Regions from separate parts of the Homo sapiens genome. Here region 1 is linked to region 2. The links are chromatin contacts, found by Hi-C or POLR2A ChIA-PET in ENCODE. All regions are on one chromosome and are shown on one strand. Each heading gives the region's core, a stretch centred on a gene start or an enhancer-like site at or near the end of the contact. The rest is flanking DNA. Distances are from core to core; before and after follow the strand shown.

What was found. Hi-C counts contacts between places; a loop is a spot of excess contacts on that map. ChIA-PET counts read pairs that join two places held with the same protein, here RNA polymerase II (POLR2A). Pooled maps may share reads with other maps.
Region 1: a pooled map shows a loop between it and region 2 (2.2-fold over the local background). The contact joins two enhancer-like sites. A Hi-C loop is called at or near these places in 1 of 168 maps with a recorded cell type or tissue (prostate gland) and 3 of 50 pooled maps. POLR2A ChIA-PET finds 5 or more read pairs at or near these places in 2 of 52 experiments (H1 and activated CD4-positive, alpha-beta T cell).

What each region holds. Positions count from the first base shown.
Region 1 is chr4:77,584,321-77,589,734 of GRCh38, forward strand. LOC105377296 (a long non-coding RNA gene) reads right to left here. Exons shown (of 7, transcript XR_938912.3): 3 at 4,747-4,859; 4 at 3,381-4,201; 5 at 2,272-2,405. It also overlaps a transcript of CXCL13 not described here. Among named protein-coding and RNA genes, the nearest start is that of CXCL13, 19 kb to the right of the region's middle. Within about 2 kb of position 2,756, at least 3 of the 41 ENCODE cell types and tissues checked have a DNase peak (open chromatin) inside an H3K27ac peak, as active enhancers do.
Region 2 is chr4:77,431,420-77,436,325 of GRCh38, forward strand. No RefSeq gene overlaps it. Among named protein-coding and RNA genes, the nearest start is that of CXCL13, 170 kb to the right of the region's middle. Within about 2 kb of position 3,017, at least 3 of the 41 ENCODE cell types and tissues checked have a DNase peak (open chromatin) inside an H3K27ac peak, as active enhancers do.

The DNA.
Region 1 (5,414 bases), core at 1,506-4,005, 150 kb after region 2:
AACATGCCCTAAGTCCATCAGCATGCCTTGTCTTCATTAGACAGTTGATGGGACTCATGTGGGTTGAGAACAGGGAAGAAGATCATTCAGGTAAAATATTTCATTGATGTTGTTCTAATATGCAAAAAATACAAAAAGTAACACTCTTTCCTCAGCTGCTACCAGAAATGAAAATAATCTCAACATTTGACAGAAAGTAAAATTAGATTGTTTCAAAGTCTTCTAAAAATCTGAGTTCTCCTTAGAAGAGACATTTTTAACAGTTTGGAGACACTGGATAGAAGCCATGGCTGAATTTGAGTTTCTAGGGCACAGGAAATGCTGAGGAGTGAGCTGAGTTGGGAGAAGGAGCATGATGATCAGCCCAGAAGATCCAGTGCCTTGACTGTTTGGGAAAGCTGGGGTCAGGAAGAAATTGCCTGGAAAAAAGCTGGAAAGTCCAGTCAAGGGCTTCTGCCCCTCAGGCGAGTGCTGGGAGAAAAGTTGGGAATGCCAATCTGCTTTTTCTCCTCTAGGTTTTTTTCACTAATGGCAAAAGGAAGGAGAAATACTAGGCATCACAATCCAAGAATATAAGATTCAATTACCCCAACCCTAAGGCCACTTTCATGACAAATATGACTTACACTTGTCTAGAGCCCAATATATGCTCTAAAGATTTTTTCTTCTTTAAAGACTTCAAATGAAGTGTGCTCATGGCTGGCTGAGCACATCATGTTGCCATGAGCTCATGACTACTTGCAAGCTTTCCTGAAGTAGAGCTCCAAATCACACACGTCTGGCCACCATCTTACAGCATGACTGCATCCTGGAATCCCATCAGGCCACTGGAAACAGGCTTTATCAAAGCTGTTTTCTGAAACCTGGCTTTAAAAATTGGGAGAAAGGCTTCTTTATTCAATAAAAATCTTGATCTTAGCATTCTGGTTATTTAAAACCTCTCTTCAGGTATGGATGCACAGGAGCAGGGGGACTTGGTTAATGTGAATCAGGAATTTTAATTTAATGAAAAATTATTGCAAACGATGTTTATTTAAATCATGATTAAATCTCAAGGTCTGCAGAGCAGGTTGCGGCTGATGTCATTGGCTGCCATTTACTGTCCAGAAAGCTGCACTACTGATTCCTAAACGTCCTCAGCCACATCGTGTGAGTCTTTCTCATAACATGCACAAAAACGAGAACTAGCAGTCTGGGTAACAAAGCCTTTGACCTGCTGATGGGTGAAAGCTGCCGTTAGCTCTGTGCTTGCTTCAGAGCTGCCACTCCTTTCCTTTCCTACACCAGTCTCAGAGAGACGCTGTGTCACCCAGTGGACACTAAAGTGATGGCTTTTTAAACCTAATCAATGACTAATGATAGGTCACCATAGTCTCTTGAAGAATATTTTCTTAGAACTAGACTTTTGTGGTAAAACACCTGGTTATCTATGCTTTGGGTACTTCAAAATATTTGAGAAGCTATAATAGGCCCCAAAGCAGCTGAGTGATCATCTTTCTGCTTCCATAGGGCACGCGGCAGGCCTCATCATGAGGGATGAAATCTACACTTGCTGGTTCTCCTGTGGACTTGGAATTTACCATCACAAAGATAATTCAGACCTAGCACTTCCCAGAGGTTGAGCCCCAGTACATTGATTGAGGAACTGTCAAAACAGGCTTGCAAAAATATAGTATATTTTGAGTGTTTACATTTAATAAATTAACACTTGTGAAACACTATAAACAATGCAACATAATTGTGTGATGACTTGTAAAAATTAATTCAGGCTGTGCAGTTTTATAATGGGGTAATTGTATAGTTGCATGAGAAAAAAGTCCTTTTCACATTTATCCTGAATCTCAGTGACCATATGCATAACCTCGTTTGAAGTTAAGGTGAAAGTCTAAATTTGACATATTTTGTGAATAAGAGGCCTGGACCAATGCCATCCTAGATAAGCTACTTGTTCTCCCTGTTCTCAAAGGGACACAATGAAATCACATGTAAAAAATATTTTTGAGTAACAAGATAATTGAATTTGGTGAGAGAGTGCTGTTCTTAAAATCGGTATGTTGGCAGGATGGTTCTTTCCATCTTTGCTGAAGTTTGCTATATCTCCGGTCCTAACGTTTTTGAGCAAAGTTTACTGCATATCTCTTGCCAGGTCAGCTGAATATGAACTTAAAGGGACCTAACAAAACAGGCAGTATGCATCGATGATTTAGAATTCCACTGTGCCCACGAGGACAAGTAAGAGCAAGCGCCTTGGGCAAAGGACATGGGTATTACCTCCATAACATGCTGTGCTAGGCTGCATATTCAGGACAGGATCTCTGACAGTGGAGAAATAACGACTTTCTGATGGACTGCTAGGGTGCCAGCATGGATTTTCCTGGCTTCAGTGGAATAACTCATTTTTCCATCTGTAAATAGAGTACTGAGACATTATCTTCATATATGCTTGATGTTAGTCAGGGGCACTTCGGGGTACAATTTTGAAGCTCTAGGGAAATTTTATAGCAAAGGTTAAAGTCCAGAGAGGAAAAGAGTCTAGATAGCAATTGAAAATTGGGCACAAATGAAGTATAGTTTGACCCCCACATCTCCTGCCTACAAACTGCAGACCCAGCTGCAGTAGGTGGTAGTGAAATAAGGGAAGTTCTAGGGGGGACTCCGTCCTCTTCAGCAAGTGACAGATGGTGTGAAACCACACGGTAGCTTGGCAGTATGGGGCGGCTGCTGCTTAGTCACTCCTAACTCAGGAACCTAGTATTGAAACTTGAACAGCCTTCCCTGTCTGGCTATAATGCAGCCCAGACATCCCTTGTCAACAAGTTAGTCAACAGTGCTCTGAACAATATCCGGTAAGTCTGATGTCTTACTTGCCGAACCAGTCAAAACAAGAAAAGTGGGCTCTGTTGGAACATTCCCTTTGGTTAACTGAAGATCTCTAGTTTCATTTCTCCCCACCACCATCCCCTTTGTTCATTCACTTGTGCATTCAGTCAGCAGAGGAGCCAGGGGGATATGACGAACTTTCACTGGTTATATACTATGTGCTGGTTACAGTTTAAGGAATACGAAGCTGTAAGGTTTGCTCTCTTTCTGCAGGAAGCTCACAGTCCAGCTAAGGAGACACGTGCAAAAATAAACAATGGTGATCCTTAGGGGTAGATACAATACTGGAGGTGGTACTTGGTACAATGGTGGCTCATAGGAGGGAGAGACAGAATTGCTTAATTGGATCCTTCACAAAAACTGATATTCATCATGATTCAACTTCCACTGTATGCCAGGTACAGTACCAAATATTTTACCTGTTTTATCTCATTTAATTCTCCATTGACTACCATTTCAAAGATTATTAAAACAAAGCTCCAGGAAAACAAGTAACATACCCAAGGCCATGAAACTAGTAAGAGGAAGAGCCAGGATTCAAGTCGAAGTCAGTCTGTCTTTTCAGTTCTCTGATGCTCCTCACCGAGTAATCCGTTGCAAGGATAACGAGCGTGAAACTGTCTGGTACGTTACCCTGCGAAGCAGGGTCATATAAGGGAATGGCGGCCATGGGGGCTGGCTTGAGCCAGAAACAACTCCTGCTCCTGGCTGCAGAGGGAACTGGATGGGGAGGCAGCCCTCACAAGTGACCAGCACTTGTCACTACCCTGTCCTTGCCTGCTTCTTTCAAGGGATGCAGGTTCCCACCTACTCAGCCTCATCCACACTCTTGAAGGGTGCTGATGTAGGGCACCAGTATCCATGGCCAAGGGGATTTTGATCTGGCTTCCTTTGCATATCTTGAATTTTTTTCTTTTCTGACCCTACAAAGGATTAAAAAAGGAAATGCCTCTTTCATTAAATATTATGACACCTACCTGAATTTTCCTGGAGGGCCATCCCCCCGTTCTCACCATTTAGTCTTCTTAGAAAAAGTTCTAGTGAACAATCAAATGTGATTGAGAATTTGGGTACATACTTTCTACCATTTCTTAACCCCATTACTGCCCCTGAGGCATAAGATAAACTATGACTAGAAAGAGTGGCCACGGTTGGGGTAGGCGGGGAAGTTGATTGGTCCTGACCCCCAGGGATTCAGGTGTGACACCTGTCCACCTTTGAGGATCACTATTCTGGCAGTTCAGTGTCATTGCTGCCTTCATATCTGTGTCAGCTTAGTTGTTCCTCTTTGTAGCACATCACTGACAATGCTTGGAGCCTGCTAAGAGAGCACAGCAGAAGAATTATTTTTAAATATGTAATTTTTTCTTATTTGTCCTTGGCATGTGTATTTGTCAACAGTGGAGCTTCTCTCCACAACTACCTACCTAGCTAATATTCTGTCTTTTGGATACTCAGTTCTCTCTAGCCTGAGACATGAATCTGGCTCTATCTTCATTCTCTTGATCCATCTCACAGATCCTCTTTCTCTGGTTCTTTTCCTGGATTAATTTCTTGGGCTCTGACCACTTCCAACCCTCCCTTCTCAAGCATAGATAAACGAGAACAAAGCTGAACTCTCCCATAGCAATCACTGCTCACTACTATTAAAACCACTACATGTAGTAATGGAGGTGAATCAAACTCAGGAAGACTAGGATAGAAAATTTCCTTTTATGACTACCAGAAATGAAAATTACCCCCATGGTTGAAGCAGTTTCCTCTTAGCCACTTCTATTTTCACTCTGTCTAGATTTCTATTTTAGGCCGATGTGGTTGGAAAGGCTTATAGAACATATACCTTTTGCAATTTATAGAAATGCTTACAAGAGCCTTCCTTTGATATTGGGCAGAGTTGAGGAAATTGTCCAGAGTTACAGTAGTCCACCCTTATCAACAGTTTCGCATTCCGCAGTTTGTTATCCACAGCCAATCACAGTCTGAAATTATTAAAAGGAAAATTACAGAAATAATTCATAAGTTTTAAATTGTGCACTGTTCTAAGTTGTGTGGTAAAATCTCATGCCATCCTGCTTCATCCCATCTGGGACACTAATCATCCCTTTGTCCAGCACATCCACACCATCTATGTATCCAGCCCTTTGTCACTTAGTAGCCTTCTTGGTTATTAGAGCTACTGTCTCGGTATCACAGTGCTTGTGTTCAAGTCACCCTTACTTTACTTAAAAATGGCCATAAAGCTCAAGAGTAGTGATGCTGGCATATTGTTATAATTGTTCTGTTTTGTTACTATTAATCTCTTACCGTGCCTAATTTATACATTAAACTTTATTGTAGGCAGGTATGTATGTATCAGAAAAAAAAAACCTAGTACATATAGGGTTCTGTATTATCCCCAGTTTTAGACATCCATTAGGAGTCTTGGAACATACACCCCACGAATAAGGTGGGGGGACTACTATCTACCAAAGTTCTACTTTCTGACCTCAGGGCTGAACACCAAGTGCTTGACACAGAGTTGGCATTTGTTAAGT
Region 2 (4,906 bases), core at 1,767-4,266:
AGTTGTTGTGTGACCTGAGATGCCCATGAGGAACTGGGTAGTGTATGCCCCACAGTTACAAAGTTGGATATACACAGCAGCACTTCATTAATAAATGGGAGCAGTATATTTGAGATTGTGTCTTCAAGGTCTGCACAAGCCCAATTTGCATGAGGAATTGATCCAAATGTTCAGAGCTTCTGTTCCCATCCTACATTACCTTCTCCCAGCTCATAACTATGGGCTCATGAAGATTTTTATATGAGCAGTTGACTGTAGAAGAGAGAACTCCGGCTCAGTTTACAAATGACTCTCCATGATATACAGGCATCACAAGTAGACAGCTGCAGCACTACAGCCTATTTCTGGGACATCCTTAAAGAATGCTGATGAAGGAAAATCCTTTCTGCAGCCAGAACTTTGAACAGTAAACCTGATTGTTCATTTTGCCTGGAAGGGGAAAGGGCCTGAGGTAAGAATCTGTAATAGTTCCTAAGCTGTGGCCAATGTTTTGGCTGAATGGTCAGGGGTGTAGAAGGAATACAAGTGTAGAAGGAATAAAATTAGAAAACTGGATACAATAAGGTATCAGGGAGAGGTATGTGGACTGGCCTGAAAGGTGGAAATGGCCTTTTGAAAACTAAATTACGGCGTCAGCTATTGGCAATACCTTGCAGGGCTCAAGCTAAGGCTTCTAGGATTCTATGTAGTCTTTAAATCACTGTCCAATATAACTGTTTCTCCCATAACCAGGTTTCAAGGGTGTAAGAATTAAGGGGTGAAAATACAAATAACTTTACTATTATCCCCTAGTGATCTACTAAATTGTTTTATTCCCAAGGAGTTTGGAACTAAGACCCCTAGACAGCAGAGCCTAAGGGAGGAATGACTCTACCAGGAGACAAAATAATGACTCTGTTAAAGTTGAGATGGCCGGCTGCCTCATACCTCTGATTCAAAAGTAAAGGAGTTGCTGTACTGGTTAGGGCGATTGTTCCTGACAACCAAGGGGAAACTGGACTGCTACACAAGGAGGTAAGGTCTAATATGCCTGGAATACCCAAGATCCCTTAGGGTGTCTCTTGGCACCACCATGTCTTGTGATCAGTCAAGTGAATACCATACCCACTCCATTCAGAAGGGATTGCTAATGGTCCACACCTTTCAGGAATGAAAGGTTGGGTTACCCAATACGGCAAAGAACCACAGCCTGCTGAAGTACTTACTGGAGGTAAAGGAAATATGGAAGGGGGGGTTGGCAGAAGGTGGTTATAAATACTAGCTCTGACCATCTGACTAGTTGTAGAAACAAAGACACTGACAGTTACAAATATTTGTTAGGAATGTTTGCATATAGAGTAACTATTTGTGTCTCATCTTCTTACAGTCTAATATAAATGTTAATACTAGTTGACCTAGTATTTGTTATGGTAGTATTCAAGCTATCACATATTAAAGAAGAGTAAACTGTACCCAAGTAAACTTGCGCCCTCTTTTGGGGAAAGGGTTACTGTGTTTTCAGTTGTACACGGGACAGCTGTATTATATTAGGCAGAATTGACTATCTATTTGGAGATTAACTGTGTCTTAATGTGAGGCCTAAGGGTGCCAAGTTGATAAGGGTAGACTGTAATGATTTTTTGATATGCCTACGTTGCCAGACCACTGTCCCCAGTTCTAAAAACACTAATGTAGGTGTTGCTTTAGAAGTGTCATGTAGGTATGATTAAACTTCACAATTAGTTGACTTGAAGTGTAAGGGATATTCTCCCAGAAAAGTTTATGGGCCTAATCCAATCATTTGAAAGGACTGAACAGAGCTGAGGCTTCCCTAATGAAGACATTCTGCTGTGGTCAGAAGTTTCAGCAGCCCCTGAGTTCCTGCCTGTTCCTCCTGAAAGCCTTCCCTATCTGTGGATAATGGGCTTGCCTTGCCAACTTCCACAATTGCATAAAACAAGTCCTTGCAATGAATCTCAACATGTATTAATATGTATCTCCTGGTTCTGTTTCTCTGGTTAAACCTTGCATGATACACCCTCTTAATATCTGATACCACTTCTAAGGTTCAAGAATGCCAAGAGCAGCAGTTCCAGCCTTGCAGAGGAAAATGAAAGTGACTTCTGTAAGTCTGAGCCTTTAGTGTCAGCTGTCCCATAATTTATCCACCTTTGCCCTCTTCTGGTGATACAAGGAAATTCACAGTGATGTCGGCTAAAGAAACGCCCCTCATGATTCTCAGGCAATTCTGCTGAGGTCTCATGGAAAAATAGGCATTATGCCAAGGGTACAACCAGATAAATCATAGTTTTCTATTTTTCCATTATTTGGAGTTGACTTCCTAGCTGAAAATAACTTTAGAATGTGAACATTCATGGCAGCCATCAGAATGTTTGTTGCTTTTTAAAAGTTTAGAAATAGAAAAGCAGTTTTTTGGTAGAAAGTCTTACATATTCCTCTTGAGATTCAAAGTCCTTTTCTCACTACCCACCTCTCCATCCCACTTGCTTGTTAAAAGATTACTTAAAAATACTTTAAGTAGAAGAACAAGCTTTCACAAAAGTGCTGATAACTTATGTTTTTATGCAATTTCCTATCTATACTTGATGTATCTTGGCAATTTATCAATAAAGATCCACTCATTCCTAATATGTGCACAGTATTCTATAGTATGAATGAACTGGAACTTAGTGTTTGCCTTACGGACAGACATTTAGGTTGTCCATCTCCTTGGCAATTAAAAATGATGCAGTGAAGAAACATAACATACCCTTGCTTCTCTGTGCTCCTATTTCTGTAGGGTAGATTCTTAGGCAAAACCCCTTTGATACTCATGCTGGGTAACACATCCAAGAACAGAGGTAACAAATCTAGCATAGGATTGTCCTTCCATATTGTTTGTTATTATCCCTATGTACCTTTCAATTCGTGCAGTCACTAAAGATGTGGCCATAGAAAATGCTACATGGATCTCCCTTCATAGAAAAACTTCTTATTCAGCTATTATGAGCGCAGATGGTGGAAAGCCTCCAGCTGTCCTTCCGGATCCACTTGGGCTTTCAAGCCAAGGTCATGGTCTTCGTGGGCAGCTTCCAGCCAACGACTGAGTCTGGTAGTTATAATTAGAGACTATTTCTGCCAAAATACATGACTCTGCTGATTTTTAACTGGTGGAGACTTTGTCAGATCGGCCTCAGAACTGAAGTCTCTATGCCTAGTCCTCCTCCCCACTTTAGATCTGCACAGCCACCTGAAGGCTTTCCTCACTATGATGGGTGGAATAATGCCCCCAAAATGTTCATTCCAATCCCATGAACTTGCGAGTATTCTATACATGGTAAAAGGAACTGTCATCTGTGATTAAGTTGAAGACTTTCAGATGAGATTATTCTGGATTATCTGGGTGGGTCTAATGGCATCACAGGGGTACTTGAAAAGGAGAGGAGATAGGATAATCAGTCAGAATGAGAGGAAGCAGAGGTTAGAATGATTCAAGGTCACAAACCAAGGGGTACAGGCAGCCCCTAGAAGCTGGAAAGTGAGTAGGTGGATTTTCCCCTAGAACTTTCAGGAGGAACGCAGGCTGCCGCCAAGACCTTGACTTTTTAAGCTCAGAGAAACCTGTTTATTTCGGACATCCAGAACCATAAGATGATAAACTAGTGTCTTAAGCCAGTAAGTGTGGTAACTTGCTATGGCAGCAAGAGGAAACTAATGCACTGGCTTGACCTTGTGTTCACCCTTCACTGTTCACAGGCAGTACCCCCAGGAAACCTCTCACTCCAAAACCTTTCTCCCAGCCTCTGCTTTTCAGAGAACCTGACAAATTGGAAAGGATTGAATGTTACCAACTTCTGACCAACACCTTGCTGCAGCAAAATTCATGAGAGCCTGCTGATCATTGTCATGACTCAAGTTTAAGAGCTGCATTAAAATGATGAAAGGAAAATCTTGGGAGAAGGATGTAGAACAATCACAAATGACAACCAGCTTCTCAGAAACATCTTGGTTCTCAGAATCAACTTATCTAGCGGCTTCTAAAGCAGGGAATTGAACCAGGATGACAGGATTCACTTGTCAGCAGCCTCTGTGGCTGGTGTTCAGAACCATGTGACCCCTCTATCATTGCTCACGATTGCAGTACCTTCATTTTGGGGTACTATTTCACTAAATTAGGAGGCACAGCTTGGGAATTCCATGTAACAGGAGACATAGATGACAAAACATTCTATAAAGAGGCCAAACATATGTATACTATGTACCATGTATATAAGCTCATTTACTCTTCACGAAAATCCAATGAAGTAGACGTCATCTCACCATATAGAAACAGGCTACCATCTCAATGCCATCACAGGTTGGAATAAACTGAGACTCAGATGGATGTCAAGTGCATGTAGGGGAGAGCAGTTAGTAGGATTAGCTCTACCTCTTACTGCTGCACTTGGTCCTGAGGCCATACATGGCTTTCTTCTTTCTCTACTGCCTACTCAGGATTATCCTCACCCTTGCCTTAGTACTTCTCCTGGGCTAGAGAGCTTGCCTGGTGTCCCAGACCTTTATCTATGGGAAGTCTGAGTCCTTGACTCCTAGGGAAGGCCATAGCCCATGTGGATATACATGAGCCTAGCCCTGGTCTGCAGAGGAGAGCCAACGCTGGCCCTGAAACAAGATCATATTGCAACAGATAGAACTTCTGAGTGGTACTGGTGCCCCATGCTCAGTGCATTCCTGCAGGCCTTGGTGACATAGGCCTTTACTGGGAAGTGCTAGCACTTACTAGGGAAGAGTAAGCCGCCTCTGTAAACTGAGGGTTCAGGGGGTCTGTAGAGCCAAGACTCTCAGGCATCCATCCAGATGTCCCCATCCCCCAGTTTTCCCCATCAAGGTCCTGACCTGAACATAACAGACACGAGCTGGCTGGGCA